Regions from separate parts of the Homo sapiens genome. Here region 1 is linked to region 2. A link is a contact called in ENCODE Hi-C or POLR2A ChIA-PET data. All regions are on one chromosome and are shown on one strand. Each heading gives the region's core, a stretch centred on a gene start or an enhancer-like site at or near the end of the contact. The rest is flanking DNA. Distances are from core to core; before and after follow the strand shown. Region 1 holds the start of TAGAP (T cell activation RhoGTPase activating protein). Region 2 overlaps SYTL3 (synaptotagmin like 3).

The links. Hi-C counts contacts between places; a loop is a spot of excess contacts on that map. ChIA-PET counts read pairs that join two places held with the same protein, here RNA polymerase II (POLR2A). Pooled maps may share reads with other maps.
Region 1: a pooled map shows a loop between it and region 2 (8-fold over the local background). The contact joins the promoter of TAGAP here to the enhancer-like site in region 2. A Hi-C loop is called at or near these places in 17 of 37 single-sample maps with no recorded cell type and 11 of 50 pooled maps. POLR2A ChIA-PET finds 5 or more read pairs at or near these places in 4 of 52 experiments (A673, WTC11, activated B cell and 1 more).

What each region holds. Positions count from the first base shown.
Region 1 is chr6:159,043,645-159,046,344 of GRCh38, reverse strand. It overlaps TAGAP (T cell activation RhoGTPase activating protein), which reads left to right and starts at 1,354. Exons shown (of 10, transcript NM_054114.5): 1 at 1,354-1,466; 2 at 2,141-2,225; 3 at 2,314-2,367; 4 at 2,690-2,700. The coding sequence starts at 2,199.
Region 2 is chr6:158,719,777-158,722,476 of GRCh38, reverse strand. All of the region lies in intron 10 of SYTL3 (synaptotagmin like 3), which reads right to left. Among named protein-coding and RNA genes, the nearest start is that of MIR3918, 44 kb to the left of the region's middle. RefSeq lists enhancers at 1,364-1,463, 1,534-1,583, 1,216-2,415. Within about 2 kb of position 1,341, at least 3 of the 41 ENCODE cell types and tissues checked have a DNase peak (open chromatin) inside an H3K27ac peak, as active enhancers do.

The DNA of each region.
Region 1 (2,700 bases), core at 105-2,604, 320 kb before region 2:
GTCCCTAGGTCCCCACCGAGCCGCTAAGTTACAGAGCAAATTTCGACCTCTCTGTGCTTCGGTTTCCCAAAGTCTGCCCCATAATCACCTCCTTTCAGTAAAATGACAAAAGAACTGACAATGCGGAAAAGTCTTAAAATTAAAGATGCTGATGATAAATGAAGCCAAGTTATTTTAAAACTTTTTATTGAAAAATTACATAAATAGGGAAGTGTGCACATAAGCCTAGCACCACCCAGATCAAGAATGGACCATCACCAAGCCCCCCGCTGGCCCCTGGAAGTCATTACCATCCCCTCTGGGAAACTGCTACTCTTGCTTCCAACAGCACAGACGACTTTTGCTAATTTTGTGCTTTGCATTAATGGGAGCCGGCAGGATATACACTTTCACGTCTGGCTTCTTTTGCTCAGCGTCATATTATGAGATCCAACCATATTGTTGGCTATAGTCATAGGCTGTTCATTATCAGTGCTATACAACATTCATTCCCTATGTGAATGGATCACAATTTATGCATCCATTCTCGTGTCGAGGCATTTGAGTGGTTTCATATATAGCCCTTGATCTACAGAAAAGATCAGAAATTCTCTTATGCAGAAGAGTGATCCACAAATGAAATTCACCATCTCTTTCCTACTTTAAGTTGGTCTGATCAAAGGAATTTTTTTGTTTGTTTTCCTTCCGTGTCAGAACGACAGCTGCTCTGACTGTAAATTAAGTATCAATACTTTTGACCAGGAGTTACAGAAAGGAGGAGGGGGTTACTATATTGACAACTGACTCGAGGGAGTTTTCTTTCTACTTCCAAAGGAAACTAACCTGGCTTTGGACGGTGATTGTTCCTCAAGGAAGGGACTGTCTTGGGTTTCTTTCTGGTTCTGTAACAGTGTCCCACATCCAGGGGTGCTAATCAACGTGTGGTGCTGGTGGACAGAGCAGATGGCACGTGGGAGGGGAAAGAGCACCCAAACAGGATGCAAAAAGAGGCACTTGAAATTACCACTTTAGAAAATAAAGTGATGTTTATGCACAGAATAACACAATTTCTTGTTCACACATCCCACCTATGACATTAATCAGAGCCTTCACCTATGGGCTGAATGTCATGTTTTCCACTCCTAGTAGTTTACAGATTTTTTACTTTGAAGTGGAAGACACAAAAAAAAAAAAAAAAAAAAAAAAAAAAAAAGACATAGCTGCCCTAAAAGGAATGAGGAAGCGAGAGCTCTCCAGTGTCTGGCTGGCTCCGTCCGTGTGACAGCCCATGATGTTCTTTCCGGTCTCTGTAATATTCTGAATTTCCACCTGCCCGCCCCTTCGCTTATAATGCAGAGCATGTGAAGGGAGACCGGCTCGGTCTCTCTCTCTCCCAGTGGACTAGAAGGAGCAGAGAGTTATGCTGTTTCTCCCATTCTTTACAGCTCACCGGATGTAAAAGAACTCTGGCTAGAGACCCTCCAAGGGTAAGTACACTATATATTAACATGCCTAGAAATTACAAGCTGCCTCGCAAGTCACAGGTCACTCAGATCACAGGCAACAGAAAACAGCTATCCCGTGGAATATGCTCTCACTTTATAAAGTCTCAGGACAAAGCTTTGCTTCAACGTGAAGGCTGCACCTTTTTGGTGTAGGAGTTCTGTAAATGTTATCTTTGTTTCATGTTTACTATTTTAGCATCCTAGGGATATGTTTTTTTTTTTTTCCTTTTTGGATTAGATGAGAAAATCCATGCAAAGCACCTACTACGACAGCTGGCATATAGTCAGCACTCCACCAAAAAAGTTAATGTTCATGTTAATTTAAAATGTTAACGTAATTGATATCCAGATTATCTCTTGATGGAACGGAATAAATTGGTAACAACGTTTAGAGTGGTAAAGATAGTTGACTTAAATAATTTAGAAATAATTGTGTTCAGATGCTGCTCTTAACAACATACAACATCTGGTAACAGAACTGATTTTAAATGAAAACTTGTCTATGTAATAGTTTTTTCCAAAGTAAAGGCAAGTGAAAAAATAGCAAAAGAGAAAAATAAATAAATAGTTTCAAACTCTGTGCTTTGGCAAAGTGGCGCTGAAAGTGGCCTACTGTGTGAGTCCCTCCTAACTCCTTTCCATGTGATTCGTTGTAGACAGAGGCACAGCCACACGGGAGTGAAATCCACCCCTGGACAGTCAGCCGCAATACTGATGAAGCTGAGAAGCAGCCACAATGCTGTGAGTGCCCCTCTCACATTCATTCATTCACGTTTCCTACAGGCAAGGGCCAAAAGATATTTACCTAATTTTATTTTTTCTCTTTTAGTCAAAAACACTAAACGCCAATAATATGGAGACACTAATCGAATGTCAATCAGAGGTAAGAAAGCAATTTTTAAGACTTTTTATCTGTACTGTGAGAAGGTGGAAAACTTTGTTTTAATTGAATATTATTTGGGTTGAATAGTAATTATAAGAGTAGTAAACTAACATCACACATGTAGTAAATTAAGCACATTAATTAGGATCTTATATGATGACAATCAAGACCTTAATATTGCTTCTAGAAGCTAGAAAAAACATCAATGCACTCTACTGACTTCATTTTTAATATGAATAAAATGCTGTATGTGTGTTTTGTGGGGAAAGACTCGATAGGTTTCTTCAGTCACTATATTTAACTGAAATAAAAATGTTTTTAGGGTGATATCAA
Region 2 (2,700 bases), core at 92-2,591:
GTGGTGTGGAAAAGATCCTGAGCTGTTTTCTCAGTTAACATCCCCGAGTCACCGCGTGATTTTAAGGTGGGAGGATCACTTGAGCCCAGGAATTCAAGACCAGTCTGGGCAACATGGTAAAACCCTATCTCTAGAAAAAATACAAAAATTAGCTGGGCAGAGTGGTGTACTCCTGTAGTCCCAGCTACTCGGGGGTGCTGAAGTGGGAGGATCACCTGAGCCCAGGAGGTAGAAGCTACAATGAGCTGTGTTTGCACCACTACACTCCAGCCTGGGTGACAAAGTAAGACCCTGTCTCAAAAAAACAAACAAACAAACAAACAAACAAAAAAAGAAAGTTATCTACTACTTCTGTGCCTCAGTGTAGCCACTTGCAAGGTGGGCACCAGCATCCTCTACTTCCAAAGCAGGGCCACCGTGTTCTATAATTAATATTGATGAAATATTAATAATCTGATGAAAATGAGAGGAATTTTGGTGAGCTCCCCAGCTAAGGCATGTGTAATTGCAGTCTGATGAATGTTCTATTTAAAGACGTACTCCTGGACCAGGCGCAGCGGCTCACACCTGTAATCCCAGCACTTTGGGAGGCTAAGGCAGGCATCCGATTGAGCTCAGGAGTTTGAGACTACCCTAGGCAACACAGCAAAACCCCATTTCTACTAAAAATCCAAAAATTAGCCAGGTGTGGTGGTGCATGCCTGTAATCCTATCCACTCAAGAGGCTGAGGCATGAGAATCACTTGAACTGGGGAGGGAGAGGTTGCAGTGAGCCAAGATTGTGCCATCGTACTCCAGCCTGGGCAACAGAATGAGACTCTGTCTCAAAAATAAATAAAAATAAATAAATAGAAGTGTACTCCTTATATTTCAACCCAATAGTTATTTAGCATTTATAGATCATACTATCATTGCTGAGTACTTTATAAACATTTGGCTAAATTGTCCCTTATAACAGCCATATCTGGCTGGGCGTGGTGGCTCACACCTGTAATCCTAGCACTTTGGGAGGCCTAGGTGGGAGGATTGCTTGAGCCCAGGAGTTTGAGACCAGCCTGGGCAACATCTCTACTAAAAATAAAAATTAAAAAAAATCAGCCAGGCATGGTGCCATATCCCTGTAGTCCCAGCTACTTGGGAGGCTGAGGTGGGAGGATCACTTAAGCCTTCGAGATCGAGACTACAGTGACCCACGATATCACCACTGCACTCCAGCCTGGGCAAGACAGCGAGACTTGGTCTCAAAATGAAACAAAGAAACCAACCCAGCCACAACCTCAATTAAGGTGGGGAGAGAGAAGGCCTGCAGAAAGTTGGAAGCGTTCCTGCCAAGAGCATGGCTGAGAAGTGGACACACGCATAACAATGTCTACTTGGATTGGCTCTCTCCCCACTGTCTCCCCACCGTCTCCCCTGCACCCCACCACTTCTATCCCTGAGCTCCCTTAGCCCTTCAGACAACCCTGGCCAGGCTCTGGGCCATGTGCACATGCAGCAGGGGAGGGGGCGTGCCGAGGACCCACGGGCCATCCTCATGCAGAACGCCACAAGCCCAGCCTGTGGTGCGTGGGATGAGCCACCACACAGCACATCACGGTGCAAATGGGAAATGCGTCTCACCTCTGGGGCGTGGACAGGGTGTGGTTGGTCTCTGGAGCAGGCTTCACCTAGCTCTTGGTCATCTCTTTGCCCCAGTGTCCCTGTCTTTAGTAGGGACAGGAACAGTACCAACTTCATAGGGCTGTCTTAAGGATTACAAAGGCTAAATACCTCTGAAGGGCATTACGCTGAGAACAATGCCAGGCATCTGGTTAACCCCAAGTCAGTGTTAGCCTCTGAGTGGTTTCCTGTGACTCAAGCAAGTAAGATAATTACTCATGCTTCCACACGCCCCTTCCTGAACCCTCTTTCTTCAGCGGTCCTCATTTGTCCTTCTTATGGGAACATAGAGTTTAGAATTCAGAGTCAAATCCCAGGTCTGCTCCTGGCTCCATCTCTCATTCACTATGTGACATTAGGCACGTTGGTCAACCTCTCACTAAAACTCAGGCTTTTTTTTTTTTTTTTTTTGAGACAAAGTTTCACTCTTGTCACCCAGGCTGGAGCGTATAACAGTACGATCCCGGCTTACTGCAATCTCTGCCTCCTAGGTTCAAGCAAAGATTCTCCTGCCTCGGCCTCCTGAGTAGTTGGGATTACAGGCACCCGCCATGAGCCTGGCTAATTTGTGTATTTTTAGTAGAGACGGGGTTTTACCATGTTGGCTAGGCTGCTCTCGAACGCCTGAACTCAGGTGATCCACCCACTTCAGCCTCCCAGAGTGCTGGGATTACAGGCATGAGCCATGGTGCCCGGCCAATTTTTAAAATTTTTAATTTATTATTATTTGAGACAGGGTTTCACTCTGTCACCCAGGCTGGAGTGCAGTGGTGCAACCATGGCTCACTGCAGCCTTGACCTCCTGGGCTCAAGCGATCCTCCCACCTCAGTCTCCCTAGTAGCTGGGATTATAGACATGTGACACCACACCCGGCTAATATTTGTATTTTTGTAGAGACAGGGTTTTCTCATGTTGCCCAGGCTGGTCTCCAACTCCTTGGCTCAAGCAATCTGCCCACCTCGGCTTCCCAAAGTGCTGGGATTACCGGCATGAGCCACCAGGCTCGGCCGATCTTTATCATGGGAGTAACAATGTCTACC